Linked DNA regions of Homo sapiens: region 1 is linked to region 2. A link is an interaction called in ENCODE POLR2A ChIA-PET data of the cell type or tissue named here. Cell type or tissue: GM12878. All regions are shown on one strand. Links, peaks and the distances in the headings refer to the core of each region. The heading gives the core; the rest is flanking DNA.

The links. Peaks named below come from ENCODE experiments on the same cell type or tissue, not always from the same donor. Only the 100,000 strongest peaks of a DNase experiment are listed, where the experiment ranks them.
Region 1: POLR2A ChIA-PET joins it to region 2 with 7 read pairs; 1 of 35 experiments calls an interaction of 5 or more read pairs at or near these places.

Annotation. Positions count from the first base shown.
Region 1 is chr7:90,607,028-90,614,504 of GRCh38, reverse strand. The region is part of intron 2 of CDK14 (cyclin dependent kinase 14); the gene reads right to left. It overlaps LOC124901839 (small nucleolar RNA U13), which reads left to right and starts at 7,397; the gene lies at 7,397-7,477. RefSeq lists an enhancer at 1,295-1,414 and a silencer at 3,103-3,303. In GM12878, for the core only: no CTCF peak of the experiment used is centred there; a DNase peak (open chromatin) is centred at 1,234; H3K4me3 peaks cover 398 bases; H3K27ac peaks cover 1,168 bases.
Region 2 is chr7:90,733,216-90,740,692 of GRCh38, reverse strand. All of the region lies in intron 3 of CDK14 (cyclin dependent kinase 14), which reads right to left. Among named protein-coding and RNA genes, the nearest start is that of CDK14, 140 kb to the right of the region's middle. RefSeq lists an enhancer at 3,058-3,347. In GM12878, for the core only: no CTCF peak of the experiment used is centred there; a DNase peak (open chromatin) is centred at 3,212; H3K4me3 peaks cover 644 bases; H3K27ac peaks cover 1,798 bases.

The sequences.
Region 1 (7,477 bases), core at 805-5,804, 130 kb after region 2:
ATAAAATAGATTCAGAAGGGAAAGTGAACATTACTTCAATTATTCCCTTAAAATGATGAAAGCTCCTTTAAGACGCTGATGAGACCTAAAGAAATTAAGCTTGCAAAACTGAAAGCAAACTGCTGGTTCCAATATCTTGTAATTATGCCTTTTATAAGTTTTATGACAAGAATAATAAGAGTTAAGAGTGTTTGGAACTAGGCCGGGGACGGTGGCTTATGCCTGTAATCCCAGCACTTTGGGAGGCCAAGGCGGGTGGATCACTTGAGATCAGGAGTTTGAGACCAGCCTGACCAACACAGTGAAACCCTGTCTCTACTAAAAATACAAAATTAGCCAGGCAGGTGGCGCATGCCTGTAATCCCACCTACTTGGGAGGCTGAGGCAGGAGAATCACTTGAACCCAGGAAGCAGAGGTTGCAGTGACCCAAGATCGCACCATTGCACTCCAGCCTAGGCAACAAGAGCGAAACTCCATCTCAAAAAAAAAAAAAAAAAGTGTTTGGGACTATAAAAAATAGTCTCAAACACTCAGGACTGGAATCTATGGTCCAGTCCTGAGAAAACTCTGACCCACCTTGGCTTCACTGATTTCAATGATTGCTATGGTTCCTAATAGGAGAAGCCATCCCAATCACAACCCAGCAATATAAAAATTTCTAAATTGATGACTCAAATTCCAGTCAGAAGGAAAATAGGCATAATGTACTGCAGCTGAGCCCATTTTGCACTTGTTGAAGAAAATAGAGTAGTTAGGCTGTACAGAAAGACTTCCTACGTCAAAGGTCAGCGTCTTTTTTTATTTTTTTTTTATTTTTGAGACAGAGTCTCGCTCTGTCACCCAGGCTGGTGTGCAGTGGCACGATCTCAGCTCACTGCAAACTCTGACTCCCAGGTTCAAGCAATTCTCTTGCCTCGGCCTCCCAAGTAGCTGGGATTACGGGCACCTGCCACCACGCCTGGCTAATTTTTGTATTTTTAGTAGACACAGGGTTTCACTACGTTGGCCAGGCTGGTCTCAAACTCCTGACCTCAAGTGATCCCTCCCAAGGTGCTGGGATTGCCACCAGGCCCGGCCCAAAGGTCAGCTTTCAACAAATGAATTCAAACATGCAAATCAGAGCACTGCCCAGGAGGGAACACTAACCACCCTTACAGCAGAGACTTCCTACAGGCTATACAGCCTGCCACCAGGATGCAGGGTGCTCACAACGGAAAGAGGACACTACTCATGTTTTCCATTTCTGTAATATTCTGCCTTTTGAGAATTACAAATTGAAAGTGACTAATTCTCCCAAATGTCATACATCTTGCACTTTGTGACATGTACTTCCTCTCTGAATCTTTACAGCACTACGCAGACATTTGAGCCACTGTCTGGGACTAGACCTAATTATGATAATTATGTCTACCATAATTAGGGAGATGGTAAATATGATCAAACATTTATAAAAAGGAAAAACTGAAGCACAGAAAGTTTTAAGCATCAGAAAATTAAAACTAAATTTCCAATGAGAGAATTAAGGAGGTAGTGATGTTCTTTTTCAGCTATCTTAAATGCTGAATTTGAAATATAATGACTTTCTGGATTACTGGCATAATTAAAGAACAGTCTAACTTTTAGACCTCTTGCATGGAAGGTTCATAGCATCTAGGACTGGCAGATATGACCACAGTGAAAATAAAACAGTACAGAAAGTAATATAAAATCTTTTTTTTTTTTTTTTTTTTTTGAGACAGAGTCTCTCTCTGTCACCCGGGCTGGAGTGCAGTGGCACAATCTCGGCTCACTGCAACCTCCGCCTCCCGGGTTCAGGCGATTTTCCTGCCTCAGCCTCCCGAGTAGCTGGGATTACAGGTACCCACCACCACACCCAGCTAATTTTTATATTTTTGGTAGAGACAGGGTTTCACCACGTTGGCCAGGCTGGTCTCGAACTCCTGACCTCAAGTGATCCACCTGCCTCGACCTCCCATAGTGTTGGGATTACAGGCGTGAGCCACCGTGCCTGGCCTATAAAATCTTACTATAAGAGAGAGTGAGATTGAATCTCCACCCAGGCCCAGCCCTGTAAGATGCTGAGAGATGGTCAACCCATAAATGCCTGTGAGGCTGAACTAGATCAAGAGTCAGGCTGAGACCATATCCAGCCTGACATAAAACAAACGTCATTTGATGCATGAATCTTTGAACAGGGGAGTACTATGACAAGAAAGATGTTTTGGGAAGGCTGAGTGGAGGAATAAGATGGAGCAGTGATACCAATGAAGAGTTTATTGAACTAAAATAGGTAAAAGTGAAAAGGTTCTGAACTGAGATGGCAGCAGCTGCAATGATAATGAAGTCACGAAAATAAAAGATAACTGTTTGAAGCCAGGTGTGCTGGCTCACCCCTGTAATCCCAGCACTTTGGGAGGCCAAGACGGGTGGATCACCTGAGGTCTGGAGTTTATGACCAACCTAGCCAACCTGGTGAAACCCCGTCTCTACTAAAAATACAAAAATTAGCTGGGTGTGGTGGTGGGCGTCTGTAATCCCAGCTACCTGGGAGGCTGAGGCAGGAGAATCACTTGAACCCTGGAGGTGGAGGTTGCAGTGAGCCGAGATTGCGCCACTGCACTCCAGCCTGGGTGACAGAGTGAGACTCCATCTCAAAAAAAAAAAAAAAAAAACACACAAAGATAACTGTTTGATAAGAGTCAAAAGGTACGAAAGAGATAGATCGTGAAAGGCCTTGAAAGATAAGCTAGGAGTATGGAGTTAAACCTGCACCTTTTAAAGCAGTAAGCAGGGGATCGGCAAATTTGTATTTCAGACCCATCATTCTGTTGGAGCAGGAGGCAAGTCGTAGGCAGGGAAGTCAGTTATACAACTACTCCAAGTCCAGGAAGAGATGACAAAGCTGAGTGTGCACATCAGCTGTGAGAATGGATATGACAGCAAGGAACAAAAACCAAGCCAACACCTGGATGCGGGGTTGGAGAAAAGGTTAGGATAGCATCAGGTTTTTAGCTTGGAAAATCATGTGGCTGGTACAGCCAATAGCAGAGAGAGGAACAAGAGAAGATGCATGCTTGGGGAAATACAAGAATTAATGATATGTGCTGAAATCAAGGTGACTGTGAGACATAGCGGCAGAAACTTCTAGTGGGCAGTTGGACATCTGGATGTGGAGGTTAGAATAGAAAGCTGAGTCAGCCACACTGACGTCAAGTGTACATCAACCACTCAATCAGAGCATGAAAACTGATCATAGAGGACAGAAGGCTGAAGTTATGGACGAGATGGGGAAGACTTAAGCATGTTCAGAGCCTATGGTGAAAGTATCTAGAAAAAGGAGAGGGCAGAAAACATAGAAAAGAAAGGAAAGAATCAATTATGTAAGCTTCTGGAGTAGAAAAGAGGGAAAGGAATTGAGAAGACAGGAGGAGGAACTGGCCTGGAACAAAACAAAGGACAAAACCCCCTCTGAGATCAATGGGAAAAAAGGAGGTAAGACTGGAGCAAATGAGGGTACATGAATGGGCAGGATGTTGACAGGGAGTGGACACCTAACGGTATTAAGGGCTCTAAGAAGTTGGAGGGTATTACAGGTTGAATTGTGTCCACCAAAAATTCATATATCGAAGTCTTAATCCCCAGTACCTCCAAAAGTGATCTTATTTTGAAAAGGGGGTCGTACAGATGTAATTAAATTAAGAGGTCATACTGAAGTAGGGTGAGCCCCTAATCTAATATGACTTGTATCCTTGTAAAAAGGGGAAATTTAGATAGACAGCCATGCATTAAGGGAAAACAATGTAAAAAGACACAGGGAGAAGGTAGTCATCTAGAGCTAAGGGGAGAGGCCTGGAATGGAGCCTTCTCTAACAGTCCTCTGAAAGAACCAACTCTGCTACTGTTTGTCAGACTTCTGGTCTCCAGAACTGTGAGACAATAAAAATTCTGTTATTTAAGTCACACAGTTTGTGGTACTTTGCTAGGGCAGCCCTAGGAAACTAACAGAGAGAAAGCCTTCTACTAAAAGAAGAAAGGGTGGAGGAGGGTCGCAAGAAGGCTTAGGGGGAGTGAAAAGAGTTCAGCAGGAAACAGGCCAGCGGCACAAGGACACAAATGCAAGATGGTCCACAGTTGCCTGACGTTCCAGCTAAGGATGGAAATGATAAATTTATTTATAGAGTGATTTCCTCAAGCAGCTCTTGGCAGCCACTAGGTAAGATAGGAAAAGATGCCAGGTCAAAATCAAGGGCTGGCAGCGTACATTACAAATGAAGTACAAAGGGGTAAGGCCATTGAGGATACCAGCAAGAGAGTGATGTTCCCTGAGTGATCAGGGAAGGAACTATGGGGGAGAATGGGTTATGGACTATGAGAATGGGATGGGACAGGCAGAGAAGGGATCATCTAGAAACTGGAAGCCGGCAAAGAAAAGATACAGGGAATACAGCAGCAGTGAGAAAGCTAAACAGGAAAGATTGTTAGTGGGATTTAATATTTTAAATCTAGGACAGTCCCAGTAAGATGCAGTTCCTGCAGAAACCAAATAAGGGTAAAGCAGGTATGAGACGAGAAAGTCAGGGATGCTAGAATGTTGTATGACAGCGTATACATCATCCATATGGACACTGAGACAGCCCTTAATGGTGATAGTCAGGGTAGAGAAAAGACTGAACCAGCTTCCACCATGCTCAATAAATGGAAAAGAATGACCAGAAATATCCACAAATCATATTTGTATCTAACCACTTGTATTAGTCCATTTTCACATTGCTATAAAGAAATTCCTGAGACCAGGTAATTTATAAAGAAAGGAGGCTGAATTGGCTCACGGATATGCAGGATGTACAGGAATCCTAGTGACTTCTGCTTCCAAGGAGGCCTCAGGAAGCTTCCAATCCTGGCAGTAGGCAAAGGGAGAGCCAGCTTCTTACATGGCAGAAGCTAAGAGCAAGACAGCGAAGGGGGAGGTGCTACACACTTTTAAACAACCAGCTCTCACAAGAATTCCCTCACTATCACCAGAACAGCACCAAGGGGATGGTTCTAAATCATTCAAGAAGGATCCACCCCCACAATCCAATCACCTCCCACCAGGCCCCCCTTCCAACACGAGATTTGGCAGGGACACGATCCAAACCATATCATCCCTAGATTCTGGTTCTCATAAAAATCACTGCATGGCTGTATGTGATGGCTCACACCTGTAATCCCAACACTTTAGGAGGCTGAGATGGGAGGATCACCTGAGACCAGGAGTTCGAGACCAGCATGAACAATATGGTGAGACTCCATCTCTACAAAAAATACAAAAATTAGCCAGGTGGTGGTGGATGCCTGTGGTCCCAGCTACTTAGAAGGCTGAGGTGGGAGGATAGGTTGGGCCTTGGAGGTGGAGGCTGCAGTGAGCCGCGATGGCACCACTGTACTCCAAACTGGATGACCAAGGGACACCAAGTCTCAAAAAAATAATAATAATAACTGCCACCTTTATTATCTCTGGTATTATATCTTTATATAAAATAACAAAGAGGGACATGGACTAGAAGCCAATATCATTGTGCACAGTCTCCACCTAACAGAATTGTTATACTAAATGTAAAGTAAGCAAGTTAACCTATAAAAATGTGCTTGGAGCACTCACAGACCAGATGTAGAATTTTTTTTAATTTTATACGCTTTGTATACATTTTCCTAGGATTTGAAAAAATAAAATAGCTGGAAAATGACAAAATAAGTGCTAGCAGCCTTCTACTTCACAAACATAAAATAACTCACCAAAGCAGAGAAGAATTAGAAAACTCATACACGGTCACCCATTTTTAGGAAACAAACTAAGTGCTTAATTATCTGGATTATATGCCATAAACATATGAAATTCTTTGCATTTCAAAGGTTTATTCTAATTGCTAAAAATTTTGTATTTCTCACCAAAGAGCCAGGCAGAGCCAACACTTTGTTCTGGCAATCATCAAAGCTAAAAAACAGAGGGATAAAGCAGAACTGCATGAGTTAACCTTTTAATTTACCCATGAGAACAATTCATGAATTGCTGTAGCTATCACCATTTCCAACTATTTCCACATACACATACACATACACTTAATTAGAGCTTTTGTCTCCAAAGTTCAAAAGGTTTTACGCGTGGTAATTTTACATTGGTGGACATTATCTGTATTTTCTGACCTTTCATATATTAGGTATCATTAATATTCTAAAATAAATCATTAAATCAAAAATAAAATTCAAAAATTCACCAGAAATCATAGTGTAGTTATTGTTCATTATTCCAGGAAAAATGGGGCCACTTAAGGACATGGTCTGGTCATTTATTAGGAACAAAAGGGTAAAAAGACATTTGGAAATTTCTGCAGTCATTTCACAGGTATGAAGTTGATGCTTTACCCAAAACTCTCATCACAATGTCACTAGAAACATTATGTCCACTAAAAACTATGACACAAAATACCAATCTTCTTTCACCTTCAATCTAGCTTAACCATGTGTTTCTCCAATAATTATGTAGCCCCTTCACTGTGGCCAAGTACTATGTCAAACCCTTCCAAACATCAAGAAGCTGGGAGGGGAAAAGGACTGAAACTAATAAAATTTTACTTGGGATATTTTAGAAATGATTAGTCCATCCAAGTAAAATGTGTAGATTTAGACCACAGAACATTAAATGGCTAATATTGTAGTCAGGGACCAAATACACAATGAATGAAAAGCAAAATGATCATTCATAGAATGTCCCCTCTCCAACTATGACCGCCTTCAGCAAAATTCCTATTGTTTGCTTATTGTAAATACCTGAAGCCCTCAATACTTAACTTCTAAACTGTTCAATTAAACACACACACAAACACACACGTGTGCTCACAAACACAGCCCAGTTTACAACAAGCATAGTTCCTGAATATAATTCCAGTCTGGTTTTGAAAATTAGCAGATTAGACTGAAATCATGGCATTTCAGTCTATGATTAAATAAGTCTGTATTTCTTTTTCTGCTGTGTTCAAGGTCAAACATTTGACACATACTCTAGAGGCATCCTCTACATGAATCAGGGAGTTGTTACCAAACTCCAGCTCAGGCACTCTCTGGAAGAGGCCACTCCTTGAAATAAGGAGCCTTCCAGCTCATAAATACTAAGGAGAGTTGCCACACCTTATTGCATACCTAAGAAGCTGACCCAACCCTCAAAGTTTTAAGACTAAAATCTGAATTGATTCCAATGGACTGTAGAGTTCCCCAGCTCCAGGAGAGAGAAGGTAAAAAACAAGCGTTCAAAAAAATTTCTACTATTATAATCTGAAAATGATCACAGAAGAACTCAGTTCCTATGTACATAAGCAGAGTTTTAGTGCTCTTTTCTGATGTGATAAAATTGTCATTTTGATCCTTTTGTATAGTTCATAAGCGTGATGATTGGGGTTTCACCTCATGTGTAAGATGTGCCTCCCTCAAACCTTACTACAA
Region 2 (7,477 bases), core at 869-5,868:
GTCATAACAAAACATCACATACTTGGTGGCTTCAAGAACAAAAATTTATTTGTTCACAGTTTTGGAAGCTAGAAGTCCAAGATCAAGGTTTTGGCAGGGTTTGTTTCTCCTGAGTCCTCTCACGTTGGCTTGCAGATGGCCACCTTCTCTTGTGTCCTCACATGGCCTTCCCTCTGGTTGATGGGATCCCTGGTGTCTCTACACTTCTTGCAAGGACACCAGTCATATTATATTAGGGTCACACCCAATGACCTAATTTTAATTTAGTCACCTCTTTAAAAACCTTACCTTCAAACACGGTTACATTCTGAGGTACTGGGGGCTGGGACTTCAACATATGAATTTTAAGGGAACACCATTCAGCCCATAACACACACACACACTCTTTCTCTTTCTTTCTTTCTCTCTCTCTCTCTCTCTCTATATATATATATATATACACACACACATACATACACATATATATGTATATGTATATGAAGGACAAAGATATTTCAAAAATTAATATAGAAAGAAACGGAGGAGAAGAAGGGAGGAGAGGGTGTAAGTTTTTTTTTTTAGGAATTTAACTTGGTTCCACGTAATTTAAACTATGATTACAATGATGAGCTCTTTAGGCATTACATTCACTTAGGACCACCTATTTCTTTCTTCAAGAAATTTGTAAGATACAAACCATGTGTTGAGTTAAATCAAGTAAAATTTAATGGAAAATTACATTCAAAGTCGCCTGACTAGTCCTGTGTGGGTTATGTTCTCATGCATTTTTCATCACCAGGAAACAGCTTGTGAATGTCACACTTTACCATCACCCTCCTGAGCCCAAGTTTTAAATAGAAATTTAAAAACCTATATTAAACTTCAGTATAAAATGATCTTCAATGGGGAAAATATTGTGTTCACAGTTCCACTCTAAATTATTTAAAATCAGAATGAGAGGTCTGTGTGTTTGCTTTTGTGCTCCTTTAAGAATGAATGCAATCTAAGTTAAAGAAAAACACAGCAGCGGAAAATTACCTTTTTATTCTTATTAGGAGATAAACTGCTAATGACTACTTAGAGTAAGTATAAGACACAGTCACCACTTGGCAAGAGAACAGGAAGCCAAAATTTTCTCTTTCTGGAAAGGCACAAATAATTTTCTAAAAACGATATATTCACTCTACATAGATAGTTTTGTATAAAAGAGTTAATGTAGTTATTTTTAAGACATAGACCATATTAAACTTACTACTTGAAAAAACTGAACTGAGGAAATTAGAAAAACAAAAAAAATTTTAATAAAAACAATCTCCATTCATTCACAAGAAAGATTTAGTAAAGGAAGATGCCAATGGTACAAAGTAGTCTATCTAACTAACTGGGTTTGGATGCATTAACTGCTACGGTTGTATTCTATATTCTGTTAACACTACAATGGCAGAAAATTAATACTTTGCCACATTTTGTGGTAAAAAAATCAATATTATCTGCCCTGTGAAACTGACAGGTAGACATTGTGGAAATACACTGTAACTTACAAATCAATCATGCTGACTCCATAGGAAGAATCAAAGGCATGTAATTCTCTCTAAAACTTTTCCTAGTCTACAAAACAACAGTCCTATGGAATAGGATGCATCTAAGAGACAGTCTCCGCTTTGAGAGTTAGATTCTTATAAAGTGAGTCTCCTATTTTAAGTATGCAGAAATGGTCTGATCTGTAATTACTGTACACATAAATAAAGAATCCAAATGCCAAATATTTAAAGAGGTCAATAATAAAATTCTTCCCATCAAATAAGTAAAAAAAAAAGAATAATTCAGAAGGAGAGATTTTTGTTTATAATTAAAGTGGAGTCCTTTGTCTTTTTTTCCTTGCAACTTTATTAAATCATCACATTTAAATAAAGATACTGGATCAAACCAAGGTGTAGTCAACCTTAAACATTATCTTTGGCTTTTTGATGTCAGGTGTGTGGATGGATGAGAAACAGCTTTATGGGACAACTATTCTCTGCTTATCGCTTCCCTACTTAGAGTGTAGGCTTGAGATACCACTTTAGAGACGTGGAAATACAGAGGGCTAATCAGCAATTTCTAACAGACACTAACTGCATAGAGATGTGAAATTTAATGAGATGATGTTAACACTTTTTTAAAAAACTGAATAAAAGTATAGAGAACCGTCAATTATCTGGGCCAGCGGAGGGGAACACTGACATGGATAATGAAAAGTGCACATAATGTTCCAGCTGAACAATGTTTGTCACCCTGCCATAGAGGTGTTCTTAACCCTTGACAGCTCTAGTTCATTGTCTGTGTAATAATAATAACAACTAGCTAATATCAAGTAATTATGTATCAGACCTTAAGCTAATCATTTTATATGTATTACATAAACTTAATCTCTATAATACCACCATGAGGTTGGTTCTATTACTATCCCCATTTGAACATGAATAATTTATAGACTGGAAAAATAAAGTAACTCATCTAAAATCCTATAGTTACTGGCAGAACTAGAATTCAAGCCAAGATTATCAGAATTGAGAATTATTTTCTTTGTTACTATTACACTGGTGGAATATTCACACAGAGTCCTAACCCTCACCCACATAGAGGAAATATTAAACATGCTTCGGTCTATCTTCTATTGAAACCCCACTCACAGAAGCAAGGATGGGTGTCTGAACTGCAATTTTTATAAACTTCATGAGTATACTTCAGTGTTCACTGTAATGATACCCTGATATCCAGTAAGAATGTCCATAGCTTCATACTGACTTCATTGAAAACTGATTTTAACCCTCACACATAACCCCTTGCTTAAGATTGTTGAGTACCCCCTGAATTGAGGAAAACCACAATGGAGAATCACTTCTCCAGCACATTATACTGTAATTGTGAGAGTGGGTATGAGGGTGAGAGAGGAAGGATTCAATCAGAACCACGTGACTCCATTAAATAAGGATTTAAAGTCAAACCTGACTGGGCTAATTTTTATTTTGCCTTTGATCTCCAGAACAAGCTTTATCACCCAGCATTGATAGCCCTATTACAGCCACACTAAGGTAATGCATCATTGATAGGTAACTTGGTTATAAAATAGATCTAGGTGCTGTGCAGAGGTATGGATCCAAACACCACACATGGTAACAACCTGTCAAGGGGGCTTGGTTCTAATCTGGGAATTTTCCACTCCCCAGAAGAGGAAGTAACGCCAAGATGACACACCAACCACACCTTAAGAACAAGTATCTAAAAACAGAAGTGAAACTCTCATTTGCAGGTTTGCACCCTCCTCCCACATCTCCCAGATTAGGCCTGCCTATCATGGGATATAGATTTTTATGGTGATGAAAAGAGGTAAATTTGGAGCAATTTGTGGAATGTAGAGAGGACCTTAACCTAAATATGAGTTTCTGAAAATATGCCCTCTTTAAGATCAGCTTATGACAGCATAACTCAATGAAATCCCTTCTAAATTGGTCCAGCAAGACAGGAAATCTCCTGTAGTACTCCCAAGAACTGCAGCTACTGAGGAGCACAGCTGGGTTAGAGGAGGTGGCAGGAATAGGGGAGGGAAGGTTTGTCACATCAGTGACGGTATTAAACACCACACAGGAACTAGTCCTAGGAAAAGTGGGCACTCAATATACATCTGAAACAAATTTAAAAACCTCTTAAACACCCTCTTAAAATATACCACTATAAATAAAACCTCATTCTTTATATTTTGCGTGAATTTTAAAGTGCCACTATCTGAAGAAAAAAACCAATCAGCCAGTTACATTAGCATGATGGCCACTGAGGTCAAGGCATTCTTGGTTCCTTGATTTCAGTCAAGGCTCCTAATATATAATGGCCTGTATGTGAAGAGCATATAGATGTATACGGCTGGGAAGGCATGATATTTTAAAATAGTTTCTACCACAGTATTTCCAAAAAACAATGCTTTCCTCATTAAAACAGTGGCTGCAATGCCACACTTCTATCACATTTTCCTTCCTTTTCAGCTCTACTCTTGGAGCCTATAAAAGATAACTAATATTTTAAAAGAAATAATGATAAAATAAAAGTATGACATAAATCATGGTGACCCTTAAGGAAACAGGGTCTTCCTTTGATGCTTATCAGTCATTGTTACATCCTCTAAGCATTGTTAAAAATAACACCCGTGTCTATAAGGCTCCCTTGTTTTCCCATGCTTCCCATGGGAATTAACTGATCAAATCTTTACACTGCTGCAGGGGATGTAAAATGGCGTTATGCAAAAAGTGTTAATGTTTCCATTTTCTGCCCAATTCAGAATCCAGTGGAAATTAACCTTTCTACCAAAAAAAAAAAAAAAAAAAAAAAACAAAAACATAATAAAGTACCCCTTCTTATCACAACAGGGGAGAGAACAAAAAGGCAGCAGACAGGATTTGCTGGCAAGATGGCCAAATAGGAACAGCTCCCATCTGCAGCTCCCAGCGAGATCAACACGGAAGGCAGGTGATTTCTACACTTCCAACTGAGGTACCCGGTTCATCTCACTGGGACTGGTTGGACAGTTGGTGCAGCCCACGGAGGGCTAAAGCTGGGTAGGGCATCGCCTTGCCCAGGAAGCGCAAGGGGTAAAGGGATTTCCCTCCCCCAGCCAAGTGAAGCCATGAGAGACTGTACCGGGAGGAACAGTGCACTCTGGCCCAGATACTGTGCTTTTACCACAGTGTTTGCAACCGGAAGACCAGGAGATTCCCGCCGGTGCCTAGGCCACCAGGGCCTGGGTTTCAAGCACAAAACTGGGCAGCCGTTTGGGCAGACACCGAGCTAGCTGCAGCAGTTTATTTTTCATACCCCAGTGGCACCTGGAATGCCAGGGAGACAGAACCGTTCACTCCCCTGGAAAGGGGGCTGAAGCCAGGGAGCCAAGTGGTCTGGCTCGGCAGGTCCCACCTCCACGGTGCCCAGCAAGCTAAGATCCACTGGCTTGAAATTCTCGCTGCCAGCGTAGCAGTGTGAAGTCGACCTGGGACGCTTAAGCTAGGTGGGGGTGGGAGAATCGCCTTTGCTGAGGCTTGAGTAGGTGGTTTTACCCTCACAGTGTAAACAAAGCCATCGGGAAGGTTGAAATGGGCAGAGCCCACTGTAGCTCAGCAAGGCCAGGCCAAAGGCCGCTGGTGGCCAGACTCCTTCTCTAGATTCCTCCTCTCTGGGCAGGGCATTTCTGAAAGAAAGGCAGCAGCCCCAAGTCAGGGACTTAGAGATAAAACCCCCATCTCCCTGGGACAGAGCAACGGGGGAAAGGGGCGGCTGTGGGCGCAGCTTCAGCAGAACTTAAACATCCCTGCCTGACAGCTCTAAAGAGAGCAGCGGATCTCCCAGCACAGTGTTCAAGCCCTGATAAGGGACAGACTGCCTCCTCAAGTGGGTCCCTGAACCCCATGTATCCTGACTGGGAGACACCTCTCAGTGGGGACCGACGGAAACTCATACAGGATAATTCTGGCTGGCATCTGGTGGGTGACCCTCTGGGATGAAGCTTCCAGACGAAGGAACAGGCAGCAATCTTTGCTGTTGTGCAGCCTCTGCTCGTGATACCCAGGCAAACAGGGTCTAGACTGGACCTCCAGCAAACTCCAGCAGACCTGCAGCAGAAGCGCCTGTTAGAAAGAAAACTAACAAACAGAAAGGAACAGCATCAACATCAACAAAAAGGATGTCCACTCAGAGACCCCATCCGAAGGTCACCAACATCAAAGACCAAAGGTAGGTAAATCCATGAAGATGGGGAGAAACCAGCGCAAAAAGGCTGAAAATTACAAAAACCAGAACACCTCTTCTCTCCCAAAGGATCACAACTCCTCGCCAGCAGGGGAACAAAACCAGACGGAGAATGAGTTTGACGAATTGACAGAGGTAGGCTTCAGAAAGTGGGTAATAACAAACTCCTCTGAGCTAAAGGAGCGTGTTTTAACCCAATGCAATAAAGCTAAGAACCTTGAAAAAAGGTTAGATGAACTGCTAACTAGAATAACCAGTTTGGAGAAGAATATAAATGAACTAATGGAGCTGACAAACATAGCACAAGAACTTTGTGAACCATACACAAGTATCAATAGCTGAATCGATCAAGGGGAAGAAAGGACATCAGAGATTGAAGATCAACTCAATGAAATAAAACAAGAAGATAAGATTAGAGAAAAAAGAGTGAAAAGAAGCAAATAAAGCCTCCAAGAAATACGGGACTGTGAGAAAAGACAAAATCTATATTTGACTGATGTACCTGAAAGTGACGGGGAGAATAGAACCAAGTTGGAAAACACTCTTCAGGATATCATCCAGGAGAACTTCCCCAACCTAGCAAGGCAGGACAACATTCAAATTCAGGAAATACAGAGACCACCACAAAGATACTCCTCAAGAAGAGCAACCCCAAGACACATAATCCTCAGAGTCACCAAGGCTGAAATGAAGGAAAAAATGCTAAGGGCAGCCAGAGAGAAGACTCAGGTTACCCACAAAGAGAAGCCCATCAGACTAAAAGCAGATCTCTCAGCAGAAACCCTACAAGCCAGAAGAGAGTGGAGGCCAATATTCAACATTCTCGAAGGAAAGTATTTTCAACCCAGAATTTCATATCCAGCTAAACTAAGCTTCATAAGGGAAGGAGAAATAAAATCCTTTAGAGACAAGCAAATGCTGAGAGACACTGTCACCACCAGGCCTGCCTTACAAGAGCTCCTGAAGGAAGCACTAAACATGGAAAGGAACAACCAGTACCAGCCACAGTAAAAACATACCAAATTGTAAAGACCATCAACGCTATGAAGAAACTGCATCAACTAATGGGCAAAATAACCAGCTAGCATCATAATAACACGATCGAATTCACACCTAACAATACAATAACCTAAAATGTAAATAGGTCAAATGCCCCAATTAAAAGACACAGACTGGCAAATTGGACAGAGTCAAGACCCATCAGTGTGCTGTATTAAGGAGACCCATCTCATGTGCAAAGACACACATACACTCAAAATAAAGGGATGGAGGAATATTTACCAACCAAACGGAAAGCAACAAAAGCAAGGGTTGCACTCGATAAAACAGGCTTTAAACCAACAAAGTTAAAAAGAAACAAAGAAGGACATTACTAATGGTAAAGGGATCAATGCAACAAGAAGAGGTAACTATCCTAAATATATATGCACCCAATACAGGAGCACCCTGATTCATAAAGCGAGTTCTTAGAGACCTACAAAGAGACTTAGACTCCCAAACAATAGTAGGAAACTTTAATATCAGACAGATCAATTAGACAGAAAATTAACAAAAATATCTAGGACTTGAACTCAGCTCTGGACCAAACAGACCTAAATGATATCTACAGAACTCTCCACCCCAAATCAACAGAATATACATTCCTCTCAGCACCACATCACACATACACTAAAATTGACCACATAACTGGAAGTAAAACACTCCTCAGCAAATGCAAAAGAATGGA